Regions from separate parts of the Homo sapiens genome. Here region 2 is linked to region 1. Evidence: read pairs that join two places in POLR2A ChIA-PET (ENCODE). Cell type or tissue: Panc1. All regions are shown on one strand. Links, peaks and the distances in the headings refer to the core of each region. The heading gives the core; the rest is flanking DNA.

The links. Peaks named below come from ENCODE experiments on the same cell type or tissue, not always from the same donor. Only the 100,000 strongest peaks of a DNase experiment are listed, where the experiment ranks them.
Region 2: POLR2A ChIA-PET joins it to region 1 with 9 read pairs; 5 of 35 experiments call an interaction of 5 or more read pairs at or near these places.

What each region holds. Positions count from the first base shown.
Region 1 is chr6:158,914,940-158,922,346 of GRCh38, forward strand. It overlaps the pseudogene YKT6P1. Among named protein-coding and RNA genes, the nearest start is that of LINC02901, 49 kb to the left of the region's middle. In Panc1, for the core only: no CTCF peak of the experiment used is centred there; a DNase peak (open chromatin) is centred at 2,902.
Region 2 is chr6:158,755,764-158,763,170 of GRCh38, forward strand. It overlaps SYTL3 (synaptotagmin like 3), which reads left to right. Exons shown (of 18, transcript NM_001242394.2): 14 at 1,448-1,618; 15 at 4,877-4,982; 16 at 6,313-6,415. Among named protein-coding and RNA genes, the nearest start is that of MIR3918, 5.3 kb to the right of the region's middle. RefSeq lists enhancers at 1-132, 3,280-3,955 and a silencer at 7,094-7,388. In Panc1, for the core only: no CTCF peak of the experiment used is centred there; no DNase peak of the experiment used is centred there.

The sequences.
Region 1 (7,407 bases), core at 813-5,812:
CCCATTGGGGGGCTCCATGTGGATGTAACAACAGGAGAAGCTACAGGCACGTCATGATTTCCCTTGTTCTTTGGGAAATCTGAAAGAATGAATCCTTTCCTAATCCCAGAAAGGCAGCCAACCTTTGAGACCTTGAGGGTAGACTGCAAAGTTCACATCTCACAGGGGTCAGGTAGGTTATGTAAATTTGTAAAGTGTTCCCGGTGCTACGAAAGGGAGGAGTGGAGACTGTGGCAAAGCAGAGAACACATGTCCCATGGAACGCTGTCGGTCGGCTCCAACCAGTTACGGCTTCTGGGACTGTGGGCCTGGTCTTGCCAGTGCACCTGAAGACAGGAAGCTGGGTTTTTACATGAAAATTCGATTTTGTAAAGTGTTGGCAAGTAGTAAAAATAGAGTATGGTCAAAACAACTCAGAATTTTGCCTTCAGGCATCTGGTTTGTAATATCTGGGCTAGAGTCTCATTATCCCTCTTGTTGAGGGAGGGAAGTTATTAGGACCGCCAGTGGGAAGGAAGGAGGCTGCTCACTGGCAGGAAGAGGGAAGTGGTGCAACCTGGAGTCAAGGTGGATGGCTTAGGTTTAGGCCTTTGGGGGATTTCCTTGGGGCGGGGGGTGGGACGGTGCACTGTGTGCCTGCAGTGTCTTCAGTGGGCACCTGAGTTGCCCCTGGAGAGCTGCCAGCCCCACCTGAAAGCCTGGACTTCTTGGCTCAGATCTTCATGTGAGGCTCAGCCAGGAAGAAGGGGTGCCACCCACCTTTGTGAGGCCACATGAGTTATGCCAGCAACCCCAGATCCATAGGACCTTCCTCCAGTTGGACTTCTGTGGACTGCACAGGCCCAGGAGTTCCTACATGAGCCCAAGGGGTGTGGAGAGTGCAATCCCCAAAACATGGCTCAGACTGGATTATCTGCCAGGTCGGGGACTGAGGGCCAAGCCATGTTTAATTGATTTAGAAAATGAAGAGATGGAGGCCGGGCATGGTGTCTCACACCTGTAGTCACAGCACTTTGGGAGGCTGAGGTGGGTGGATCACGAGTCAGGAGTTCAAGATCAGCCTGGCCAACATGGTGAAACCCCATCTCTACTAAAATACAAAAATTAGCCAGGTGTGGTGGTGTGCGCCTGTAGTCCCAGCTACTCGAGTGGCTGAGGCGGGAGAATTGCTTGAACCCACGAGCCAGAGGTTGCAGTGAGCTGAGATTGAGCCACTGCACTCCAGCCTGGGTGACAGTCGCAAGACTCCATCTCCAAAAAAAAAAAAAAAAAAAAGAGATGCAAAAATATCCCAGGTATCTTCGTATGTCAGTATATGTGTGTGTGTTTAGTATCTCCTGATTGGGACCCAGTTTGAAAGCCTGAGAGTTCTGGAGATGTGGATGCCTGAGAATCATGGTTTTACTAGGCAAAGATTTTCTCCTCTTCTCAAAATAGCTGTAGCTATTAGACATCCTAAGTATTTAGGTTCCATATCACTTTCTCCAGTTGGGGCCGGTTTTAGGAAATTGTCCAGGTGCCTGGTTTCCTTGTACAAACACCTTGCTGACTTACCCACTAGTATCGAAGCCGCTGAGTTTTCATGACTCTGTCACTGACTTTAATACTTGCTTTTCCCTTGACTGAACTTCGGATGTTTAAATGGAATTTAGTGACGTTTTCACACCACATTTTTCATTATTTAGCACTTTGGAAACAGAGGTTGTTTTGTTATAAGCTTTTTATTCTTCTTAACCTCCTCTGAATACTTGAAACCTTTCACGACGGAAATGAGTTTACTGTGACCTGACTCGGTATTATACAATAAACGCATGATTCTCAAAACACGCTGTTTATATGGAGAATAAACGCGGTCCGGAACACAGTGTTCAGTGTCTGAAATGAAATGCAAGTCTCCTGTTTCCAAAGGCTGACAGGATGGTTGCTGAATGATATTCCAGCTGCTCAAATGAAGGGCCCTGGAAAGGTCTGTTGGAAGTGAATTCGAGGGCGTTGCCTCTTCGTGGTTGGGTTTGCTCTCTGCAGACCCAGGAAGGCCCTACTTTCCCTGAATTCTGAGCTTCAAAGCTTACATCTGTGTCCTTCTGCTTAACAACCTGTTTTAGCAACCAAGTATGCCAAGATGTTACTGTCACATTAAACTGTGTACCCCTGCACTCTCCTTTCCTTTCCTTTCCTTTCTCCCCTCCCTCCCTCCCTCCTTCCTTCCTTTTTTTTTTTTTTTCCAGTATCTCACTCTGTTGCCCAGGTTGGAGTGTAGTGGCATGATCTCAGCTCACTGCAACCTCCACTTCCCGGGTACAAATAATTCTCATGTCTCAGCCTCCTGAGTAACTGGGATAACAGGCATGTGCTACTATAGCCTGGCTAATTTTGGTGTTTTAGTAGAGATGGGGTTTCACCATGTTGGCCAGGCTGGTCTCGAACTCCTGGCCTCAAGTGATCTGCCTGCCTCGGCCTCCCAAAGTGCTGGGATTACAGGCATGAGCGACCGCACCCGGCCTGCGCTTCCTTTCTTGATCACACCACCACAGTCTTGACCTGCAGGTCAATCTATACCTTATTTGACATGAAATATTGTCAGCAAGTCTAATGGAATATTCCACCAGAGTGGGAAACCCATCTCCAAGATGCAGTGGTGAGCTATTAATTAAAGCTGGCTCGTGCCCTCAGAGCAACTTTCTTTGATGCTGCTTGTGACAGGTCAACCTTTGCATCCTATGCCCAGTGGAGCCTGCTCTGCCTGGTGTTATCATTTGTCCTTTAGGGACGGCGTGGCCTTTTTCTTCATGTCTGTGTTAGATGTCATCCAAGTGAATTGCTTCTTTCTCTTTCCTGTTTATTTGTTATAGGGTGTCACCTCTTAGCCATCTGAGCACTGGGCTGGCTGCCAAAAACAGAGGTGATGATGTAACGTGCCAACTCTCACATGGCTCAGAGGAGGAGGACCCCAGGACTCCAGGATGGGACAGGGCAGCCACTTCTCACCAAGGTGACACTGGGGCTTCTGAGCCAGCCTCTGAGTGGGGAATGGGGGGAAGGGCAACATGATGGAGGGGTCAGTGACACACCCCCGTCCCCATGAAGAAAGGATTTCTACTTTGAAATTCGTCTACTAGAAACTAATTCCTTCTGCTCAGTTTTCTTCCTCAGGAAGGGGTGTGTGTGTGTGTGTGTGTGTGTGTGTGTGTGTGTGTGTGTATTTTGACAGTTCTTTCTTTTTCTTTCTTTCTTTGAGACGGAGTTTCGCTCTTGTTGCCTAGGCTGGAGTGCAATGGCACGATCTTGGCTCACTGCAACCTCCGCCTCCCAGGTTCAAGCGATTCTCCTGCCTCGGCCTCCCGAGTAGCTGGGATTACAGGCATGCGGCTACCACACCCAACTAATTTTGTATTTTTAGTACAGACAGGGTTTCTCCATGTTGGTCAGGCTGGTCTTGAACTCCTGAGCTCAGGTGATCCACCCGCCTTGGCCTCGAAAGTGTTGGGATTACAGGCGTGAGCCACCGCACCCGGCCAACAGTTCTTTCTTCAAAAGTGTTACATATTCATTGTAGAAAAATTTAAAAACTCACAGAGGCAATAAGTCATTAAGATCAATCAAGAACTATATACATATAATCACTATTCAAACCTGAGGGGTGTGTGTATCTGTGTGCGTATGTTTGTGCATTTGCACACGTATGTGTAGAGACAGAATTTCATTTCTTTTTCTTTCTTTTTTTTTTTTTGAGATGAAGTCTTGCTGTCGCCCAGGTTGGAGTGCAGTGGCACGATCTCGGTTCACTGCAACCTCCCTCTGCCTTCTGGGTTCAACCAATTCTGCTGCCTCAGCCTCCGGAGTAGCTGGGACGACAGGCGCCCACCACCACGCCCTGCTGATTTTCATATTTTTTGTAGAGATGCGGTTTCACCATATTGGCCAGGCTGGTCTCGAACTCCTGACCTCAGGTGATCTACCCATTTTGGCCTCCCAAAGTGCTGGGATTACAGGCATGAGCCACCGCACCAGTATAAAAACTGGTATCATGTAATACACACATTTTCACTACTTTAAAAAAATTTGTCATGTGGTGAAGACTTTTTCTTTCCAATAAATATCAATCTATATCATTATTACATGGGTCTGTCAAAATTGGTTTAAATAAAGAAATAATTTAGTTTCCAGATTTATGCTTGGGTGAAGGTGTTTGAAGTTAATTTGTTTTTTCCTCTTTTTGAGACAGTCTCGCTCTGTCATCCAGGCTGGAGTGCACTGGTGCTATCGTGGCTCACTGCAGCCATGACCTCCTTGGTTCAAGTGATCCTCCCATCTCAGCCTCCTGAGTAGCTGGAATTGCGGGCATGTGCCACCACTCCTGGTTAATTTTTTTTTTTTTTTTTTTTTGATATTTTTTATAGAGACAGGGTTTCACCATGTTGCCAGGCTGGTCTTGAATTCTTGGGCTCAAGTGATCCTCCTGCCTCAGCCTCCCAAAGTGCTGGGATTACAGGCGTGAGACAACACTCCCGGCCCCGGGAAAAACTTTTTACTTCATGAAGATGAAATATTGGACCCAAATTTCTGTCTTCAGTGAGGATTTCTTTGGAGAATCCTTGGCCATATTTAGCTTTAATTCAGGCGGTGCTGGACTCACGACTCAGTGTGTGCATTGGAGTTCTCTCTGCAGTGCTGGCTTTCTGAGGAAAGGGTATGACCGCAAACATTTTTTCAGGATATCAGAACTGCCTTCCTACCGACCCTTTGGGGCTAGCAAGAAGTGAAGCCATTTGGATGACTATTCAGGGCGCTAAACAGCCTGTCTGCTTCATATTGCTAAAAGAATCCAACACTCATCTTTTCTCACCTAGGAGCTGCATACAATTTCAGCAACTGCAAGGGATCCAGACCAGCTCTAATAATCACCACTTCTATATACCTAGTGGTTAGAATAGGCTCTTTTCCAAGTGCTTTATGCCTATTAATTTATTTACTCCTCATGAAAGCCCTGAGAGGAAGGTGCTGTCACTAAAGCCCACACCACTGCGGGAACACAGGCATCCAGAGGCCAGGCAACTGTGAAACTGCCTTTGCAAAATTAAGACTAAGACAGTGAGAGAGATCTAACTTAACCGACTCCATCTTGCTTCTCACCTCCAAGCTGTCCTTGTTCATTCCTGGGCATAGACTGAACTAACTTTGGGAAATACTTAGTTTATAGTTTATAGTTTAAAACAAAGACGATAACAGCCCTTTCCCAAAGCTGACCTCCTTCTTGCCTGGGGACTAGATTGCCTTTGTAGGACTAACATCAGCCACAAGGTTAGAAATTATAGTTTAGGAGTCGTGCAGCTGGAGGCTACAAGATTCTGACCCTCCCTAAACTGCTCCTAAGATCAGTGCTTGAGATATTTGCAGACCCTGCACTTGATGGATCAGCTGGCACCACCCCATCAATAAACTGGCTCACCTGATCCTGTGGCCCCCACCCAGGAACTGACTCAGCACGAGACAGCTTTGACTCCCTGTGATTTCACCCCTGACCAATCAGCACCCCGGCTCACTGGCTTTCTCCTGCCCATCGAATTGTCCTTAGAAACTCTGCTCCCAGCATGCTCGGGGAGACTGATTTGAGTAATAATAAAACTCCAGTCTCCTACACAGTCGGATTTGCATGAATTACTCTTTGTCTATTGCAGTTCCCCTGTCTTGGTGAATTGGCTCAATCTAGGCAGCAGGCAAGGTGAACCCCTTGGGTGGTCACAACTGGCCCATAAGTGCGAGGCTCATGAGCAGCGAAGCAGGCCAGCCCCCCAGGCAGCTGGCTCTGACCACTAACGCTTTCCCATTTCCCGTAGAACTGGTGTGCAGCCATTAGTTCACACAAGTCACATGAAAGCCCTGTGTTTCCAAACGTGCAGCCGCTCCGCACCACAACAAATATCGTGTTGGTCGGAAAACAATAGCTCTCCCCTCAGACACACAGTGAACCTTCTCATTCTGAATATGTCCATTTCTTCAATAACTACAAGAGGTATCTGCTATGTGCCAGGTGCTGTTCTAGAAACACATTGATATTCTTTTTTTTTTTTTTTTTCTTCAGAAGCCAGTTGGAGTTTATGGTTTCATTTGCCCAAAAATACGCCTTTGGGGACCTCAAATTCTTTCCAAGAATCACTACCACACATATTAATTTGAACATTTCCCACCCTTCCACCATCCCTGTTTCTCCTGAGAGCTTCAAAATAAAAATGGCCTGTGTGCCCCCACTCCAGGTCCTCGTGCAGGGCTCTCTCTTCTTCTCTGGGGACTGCAGTTCTGACGCAGATGATGGTGCTGTTCCAGTGCTGGGCCATTGCACAACACGAGTTTTGTTTCCGGGAATTTTTTTTTTTTTTTGAGAGGGAGTCTTGCTCTGTCGCCCAGGCTGGAGTGCAGTGATGCAATCTCGGCTTACTGCAACCTCCGCCTCCCAGGTTCAAGCAATTCTCCTGCCTCAGCCTCCCGCGTAGCTGGGACTACAGGTGCAGGCTGCCATGCCTGGCTAACTTTTTGTATTTTAGTAGAGACAGGGTTTCACCATGTTGCCCAGGCTGGGCGCGAACTCCTGACCTCAGGTGATCCGCCCGCCTTGGCCTCCAAAGTGCTACAGGCATGAGCCACCGTGCCCAGCCTCCGGGCGGTTTTATAGAAGGCTTTAGACTGTGTTCCCAGCCCTCGGATTTGGACACCAAGCCACCTCGCTTCTCACCTCGCTCTAACAAACACTCCATGGTGTTGTGCACAACGATTTGGGTTTCATCTGGTTCGGCCTGCACGTTAGTCACAGGGTCAGCGTCTCGTGGGTTCTGGTGTCTACTGAGGTGACCATCCAGGGCTGCAGAATGGATTGTAGCAGGGGATCCTTCTGGCCAGTCTATCCTGTTGACTTGCTTGGAGAATTCATCTAGTACTTTCTCCAGCAAGGTAAAGGCCATCCGGGATGGGCATTCATTGTCACCTGCAAGACTGTCATTCCGGACATAGACGTGCCACATATAGTCTTGTTCTTCGACAGAAGCTCTAGTGCCTTTGGATGAGTGCTCCACGATCAGTTGATTCGTGAAGGTCATGAATTCCTGAACGCTGGATCTCTGGAAAAAGCTGAAGGAAGCGACATCGTCGTACCTGGCTTTGAGCAGCACTGCCTTGGCCTCGCCTTTGTAGAGGACACTGAGGCTGTACAGCTTCATGGCTCTGCGCCCTCAGGCCACCTGCCTGCCCAGCTGTGGGACCCACTCTCAGGGATCAGCGCTGCCCCTCGGGACCACAGCTGCCTACCGGCCTCTCAGCCCCGGGCAGCTGAGCAGCCAACAGGGCCAGTGCCGGCTTCCTCCTCCTGGCTCGGGATCCACCCACACTGGTATTCATAACAGATGTATGCACAAG
Region 2 (7,407 bases), core at 1,320-6,319, 160 kb before region 1:
CTCACAGCAACAGCCGTGTCACGAGGAGTCACCATTCAAACCCCAAACAAGCGCCGGAGTGGGGGCAGCATGGGCCACAGAGGTCAGCAGCGAGACTCGGGCCTGGACACAGTCAGTGCACGTGAATCTGGCCTGCAGTGTCGGCTACCAGACCAAGGGAGGGAGGGTCACTGAATTTCCAAGCTGCTTTTTTTTCACCTGCAACATGGTTTGAATTATACTGACCTCATAGGGTGCGTGTGAAAGCTAAAAAGATCAATGCATCTAGAAAGCCTGGTGTGAAATAAATAAGTGTTCAATAACTTGTAGGGTTTGTTCATTATTGAGAAAATCCAACTAATAAGCTTAAAGTGAGGCCCTCAGAGGCTGAGGTGGAGTCAGCCACACCTTGGGAAGGGCTGGGTGCCACTGAGGGGCCTTCGGCCTCTAGTCTCTATGGGGCAGAACCCATGCTTGGCTGGGGAATGGGTTCCCTCGTCACTCTTGGGTGTGTTGGGAGCCCCCTGTGTGGACAGTAAGAACATCGTGTTGGCCTCTGCCAAGCCAGCACAGGCCCTGCATGCCTGAGCACAGGCACCGTCCCTCCAGGGCAAACACGTGGTGTTGCGGGGAATGGAGGAGGGGGGAGTTCATGCTTTGCTTTAAAAAATAAATAAATAAATGCAGGCTGGTGCAGTGGCTCACGCCTGTAATCCCAGCAATTTGGGAGGCCGAGGCAGGTGGGTCATTTGAGGTCAGGAGTTCGAGACCAACCTGGCCAACGTGGTGAAACCCTGTCTCTACTAAAAATACAAAAAAACAAGCCGGGCGTGGTGTTGGGCGTCTATAGTCCCAGCTACTCAGGAGGCTAAGGCAGGAGAATCGCTTGAACCCAGGAGGCAGAGGTTGCAGTGAGCCAAGATCGTGCCACTGCACTCCAGCCTGGTGACAGAGCGAGATCCTGTCTCAAAAAAAAATTTTTTTTTTTTTTTTTTTTTTTTTTTTTAGTATTTTTGGGCCTGTTATCATTATTTTTGGCCAAGCCTGGCTGGGTGCAGTGTTTAGATGCAAGTTCAAATCCTGTGCGAGCATAGACTTTGGCTTGATTTCTAGTAGGCGTGAGCTGGACAAGGACTTTCATCCTTGTCTTGTTCTAGGAATTGGGGGTGGGAGGCTACCAGGGCTACCCTTGCCTGTCCCCAGGCAGAGCACTGGGCACCTGGGGAGTAGGGGGAGGGGTTCTTGAGCAGAGAGAGGACCCCCCCGCCCCACCCTGGCTGTAAGCACCTTGACCCACCCTAACCACATCAGGTCCCTGGCTGCATCCGCATCTTGGACTCAGCCTGTGGGAGGGAGGCCTGCGCCAGGCCCCGGGAAGTGGGGCCCTGGAAGGTGGGGTCCAGAGATGGGGATCCTAGGAGTGCGGGCCCCGGGAGCCCAGCTGACCATCTCTTCCTTGCCTCTGCAGTATCAGGTGGCCCCTGCCCAGCTGGTGACCCGGCAGCTGCAGGTCTCGGTGTGGCATCTGGGCACGCTGGCCCGGAGAGTGTTTCTTGGAGAAGTGATCATTCCTCTGGCCACGTGGGACTTTGAAGACAGCACAACACAGTCCTTCCGCTGGCATCCGCTCCGGGCCAAGGTGATGTCTGGTTTTGGACTGAGTGCCCTCCATCCCCACTGTGATAGATAAATAACTTTTCAGAGAGATCCCAGAAGAGAAAACGTACCTGGCAAGACTTGGACCCAAGACTGTGTGTTCGCCGGCCTGGCGCTGTGACTTTGAAATAGTTACTTTCTTGTGGGTGGGGTGGGCGGAGGGTTTGTTTTAACTGGCTCAGCTCTGTTCAGGTACCCGAACAGCCCCCGCCTCAGCATCATACACAGACCAGACTGGATCAGGTCCTGTGGCTTCCCCTGGCGGAGGCCTCCCTTTGCTGGTGGCTGACCTGCTGGAAGCTGGCCATGCCTTTCCCTGGGGGCACCGCCCGCAGCTATGCGGTCCCCCAGGGGGCTACAGTGTGTTGTTTCTAACCTTTCAACCCCAGGCACTCTCAATAATAGGTGACAATAACTAACAGTAATAGGTGACAAATGGCTGGACCCGATGCTGTGAGGAAGGCAGAGGCCGCCCTGGCTAGGATGTGGGGCTCCAGCTCCTGGTTTGGAATTGCACGGCGGGAGATAGATAGCACGTGGGCTGGGGGTGGGTCAGAGGAGCTGATGGACTCCATTTAGGATCCGTGTCCCCCAGGCTATGCAGGTAGGAGGAGAGGCCTGGGAGAGAGGTTAGCATTTCTCGGAGACGCTGCTTTGTACTTTGCTGTGTCCAGATCCCGGACTGGGAGAGAGTTCATGTGAGACCACGAGGGATGAAAAACGTGGGCTTCTGCCATCTCTTTAAAAACCCCAGTGGGGAGCCTGGACACGGTGGCTCTTGACTGTAATCCCAGCACTTTGGGAGGCCGAGGCGGGCAGATCACAAGGTCAGGAGATTGAGACCATCCTGGCTAACACAGTGAAACCCCGTCTCTCTAAAAATACAAAAATTAGCTGGGTGTGGTGGTGCACGCCTGTAGTCCCAGCTGCTCTGGAGGCTGAGGCAGAAGAATCACTTGAACCTGGGAGGCAGAGGTTGCAATGAGTCGAGATTGCACCACTGCACTTCAGCCTGGCAACAGAGCGAGACTCTGTCTCAAAAAAAAAAAAAAAACCCAGCGGGATGGACTACTCCCCTCAGCCAAGGGCCCACGGCAGGCCCAGCCTTCTGCTCCGACCTGGACATAAGGCACAAGGGCCATCTGGCTTCTTTTCCTCTCCGGAGCCAGCGCAGCTGGGATTCGCATTATCTCTGCCTGGAAGCTTCTCAGGTTTCAGCTGAGGCCTCCTGGTGAGCCACCTGCCCCCTCCCTGCTCCTCCAGGCAATGCCCACTCTCCCACTGCCTGTGCTGACTCCCCCAAGCTAGAGTCCGGGCTTAGACCTCCCCTTCCCAGTGCCTACCTGGAATGCATCCCCTATCCAAGGTCAGCCCAAGACGACCCAAAACCCACCTCCTCCAGGAAGCCATTCCTGATTACCCCTACCAGAAGTGGCCTCCCTTCCAGGACCCGGAGCTCAGGACGCCTGCCATCTCGGCCTGATCTTTAGCCTCAGTGTCCCTTTGCTCCTGCCCCAGCCACGTTGCGGGTGGGTGAAGCATCTGGCTTCCATGCCTTCCGTGCCTTCCTCTCACCCCCGCTCTGTCATCTCTCAGAACAGCATTGGCTCCTCCGGGACGCCCTGAGTTTCCAGCCTGAACTCCTTCTGTCCGAGGCTGAATCCCCCGTGCACCCTGCCTCTCCCACACCTCTGTCATCAGCTCGAAGACAAGGCCTGGAACAAGCACAGGGCTTGGCATAGGACAGGCGGCCACCAGGCCTCATCAGACTGAGCCTGCTCTGGCAAGTGGGTGAGGAGCAGGTGGCACAGAGCTGCAGGTGGCACAGAGCTGCAGGTGGCACAGAGCTGCAAGGCATCCCTCCTAAAGCCAGTAGGGTGGGGAGTCCGCCCACAGACCCGCCCCTGGGCTCTGTTCCGCCTCGGTTTCTGGCCGCTGAGGCTGGAGGCAGCCATACCTCATTTGGCACCCGAGGGCCAGGAAGACGGGCTGGCCCACGCGGGCTCCCAGGAGTCCTGAGGCCTCTGAGGGTAACTGAGAGGGCTGCTTCTCAGTGCTGGCAGGAGCCATGGTGGACCGGATGTGTCAAGACCAAACTTGTCCAACCTGCAGCCCGGGACGGCTCTGTTTTTTGGTTGTTGTTGTTTATTTTGAGACGGAGTTTTGCTCTGTCGTCCAGGCTGGAGTGAAGTGGCGTGATCTTGGCTCACTGCAACCTCTGTCCCCTGGGTTCAAGTGATTCTCTGCCTCAGCCTCCCTAGTAGCTGGGATTATAGGCGCCCGTCACCACACCTGGCTAATTTTTTTGTATTTTTGGTAGACATGGGGTTTCACCATGTTGGCCAGGCTGGTCTCGAACTCCTGACCTCAGGTGATCCCACCTTGGCCTCCCAAAGTGCTGGGATTACAGGCATGAGTCACCATGCTTGGCCTCAGGATGGCATTGAATGCAACCCAACACAAATTCATAAACTTTCTTAAAACATGAGTTTTTTTGTGATTTTTTTTTTAAGCTCATCAGCTGTTGTTAGTGTATTTTATGTGTGGCCCAAGACAATTCTTCCAGTGTGGCCCAGGGAAGCCAAAAGACTGGACACACCCTGCTCTAGACTCTTCCCAATACTCTCCTCCCACCCCACTGGGAGAAGGATGGTGTGGATTTCAGGCTCATCTCTTTCCCGGCCCTCTCTTCACTCACTTTCTGGTAAAACCACTCATGACAGAAGTGCCTCGGTGGGCAGGGAGGTGTCCTCAGACTCACCACACCCTGAGGGGCCACCCCCTGTGGCTCTGGACAGAGACTACACCCCATGCTGTCCCCAGTGTCTGTGCCAGTCCTTGGCATGGAAGGGCAGCGTGAATCTCTACTGACCTGGGTGGGGTGGATGGGGTGGAGGCTTGAGTTCATTTCTGTTTTTCAAACTCAGGCTGTGTCTGGGTTTTCGTAGAAATGTCTTAGGGAGTGTGCAGTGCCCTTGAGTCCCTTCACTTCCTCAGGCTCATCTGGCTCTGGTTCGCTGGGGTGGCCAAGCTGTTCCTCCCCATGCTGGGGTTGGGGAGGGTGGGAGTGAAACCATAGATGGAAGGAAGACCAGTCCTGCCACGGACACACCTGCTCCACCCAGGGCCTTGCAGGGGCCAGGGGGAAGCATCTGTGGACGAAGCTGAGACAACCAGAGGAACCCAGAAGGTTCTTGGGACTTGGGGAATCCTGTCCCTAAGCTCTGCCTCTTGTCCCCAGGCGGAGAAATACGAAGACAGCGTTCCTCAGAGTAATGGAGAGCTCACAGTCCGGGCTAAGCTGGTTCTCCCTTCACGGCCCAGAAAACTCCAAGAGGCTCAAGAAGGTCAGTGGCCTCCAGCTCCCTGGACATTGTCTGTGTCATTGTCTGCAGAGCCTGGTGCTGCAGGCAGACTGAGGTGGGGTGAAAGTTTTCTAGCATTTCCTTTCTACGTCCCCGTGCCCAGCTCCAGCAGCTCTTCTTTCTGAGCCATGCAGCGAGCCCGGGAGAGGTTCTCTGGAGCCCGTAGTGGGGGAAACGGGTGACCAGAAGCAGACAAGGCCTCTGATGCCCTCTCTACGCTCCTCTAAGGACACTGCCCTAGGCCTTCCTCCCAGGGGCAGATTGGATGGTCTCTGGGGAAACCGTGGCCCCTCCTGAAGAGCAGAGGCTCCATGACAATGTGGAGCCAAGAGCACTGGTACCTGCAGGGCTCAGACGAGATAAATCCCCGCCCCCAGGCATGTGGGTAGCTGCTGCCCAGCAAAAGAAGTAGGTCAGGAGGGAGGGTCCTCAGGGACCCTATGGAGATTTTACTCCTTCAATAACGTGGGGCGTGTGGAAAGCAGGAGGGTGGAGGAGGAGGAGGGCGGGGAAGGAGGACTGGGAGAATGCACATTTCTTTTTTTTTTTTTTTTTTTGAGACAGAGTTTTGCTCTGTCACCCAGGCTGGAGTGCAGTGGCCCGATCTTGGCTCACTGCAAGCTTCGCCTCCCTGATTCATGCCATTCTCCTGCCTCAGCCTCCCGAGTACCTGGGACTACAGGCACCTGCCACCATGCCCGGCTAATTTTTTGTTTTTTTTCTTTAAGTAGAGACAGGGTTTCACCATGTTAGCCAGGATGGTCTCGATCTCCTGACCTCATGATCCGCCCACCTTGGCCTCCCAAAGTGCTGGGATTACAGGCGTGAGCCACCACGCCCGGCCCAGAATGCACATTTCTGTTGTGTATTTTGCTGACTCCCTATTTGGCTAGAAGAGGAAATTCTGCTACCCAAGTTCACGGGGTCACCAGCAGACCAGCAGCAAGTGCCCCATGGCCATCCCAACCTCCTAGACAGGGTCTCGGGGCTCTCACTTTCCCCCAAACTTCTGGCTACAACTAGACTCAAACTTCGGCATCTTCCCTCTCCTTGCGTTCCTCTTTACTCTTTTCTAGGATCTTAGTAATCCCTCCATCCTGTCCTCCACCTGACCACAGAGCGGCACGGTGTGGGCAGCGCCACAGCCTGTGGGCAGGGCCAGCAGAGCCCACTGCACCACTCCCATCTGCTCTCTCGGGGTCTGAGGGCTGTAGCAGATTCTCTAGCTGAGCTCTCGGTTTTGGGGTGGTGGTACTGCATACTAACGTATCAGGAGACATGGTTTGACAGTGAATACTGGCTTTCCTTCCAGGGACAGATCAGCCATCACTTCATGGTCAACTTTGTTTGGTAGTGCTAGGAGCCAAGAATTTACCTGTGCGGCCAGATGGCACCTTGAACTCATTTGTTAAGGGGTAGGTATTCGATGTAATCAAATATTTATTGGTGATCTAGTATACATCACAACATGGCCCAGAACCTGCAGCGAACACTAAAAAACGTAAGCCACTTAAAACGTCTTATTTTAGCTTTCCTATGAAAATCTAACAACACATATTAAAGACCCTGATTTCCAAAAATTCACGGGATGTGTACATGCTGGAGTACTCGAAACCCTAATCTTCTCAGTTCTGTGATATCAGGAAGCCAGTTTTGAAATCAAGCATGAAAATGTGGTGTGGTCAGTAAATATTTCCTAAGCTTAACATCTCCTCTTGGACCAACAGTAAAACGCATGACTGTCCACATTTCATTCTCATTCAGTATAGGTGCATTGGCCCCTCTAAAAGTAAGGCAAATACCATTATTACATTGAATTGCAAACTCCCCGTCAGTGACATAGGGAAAAATGACGGTCAAGATAGAACTCAGGCTGGACGCAGTGGCTCGTGCCTGTAATCCCAGCACTTTGGGAGGCTGAGGCAGGTGGATCACCTGAGGTCAGGAGTTCAAAACTAGCCTGGCCAACATGATGAAACCCCATCTCTACTAAAAATACAAAAATTAGCTGGGTGTGGTGGCGGGCACCTATAATCCTAGCTGCTCTGGAGGCTGAGATAGGAGTCTTCCTTGAACTTGGGGGGAGGAGGTTGCAGTGAGCTGAGATGGTGCCACTTCACTCCAGCCTGGGCGACAGAACAAAACTCCGTCTCAAAAAAAGGAGAACTGAGCTTATGTTCTAATCTTGTTGCTTATCTGCATGGCCTTGGACAAGCTTGTCTGAGTTGATTTTCCTGAGAACAGGGTTAAAAGGAGATAACGTGTATCTGCAGTCATGGTGGGAGGCACCCCAAGGAGGAAAGATTAAGATGAGGGCCACGAGGCCTCAGCATGCAGCTCGCCCTTCATACCTGATGCAGAATTCGGCCCTAAGGGAAATGTGCCGAGTCCTGTGGTTCCCACCCTG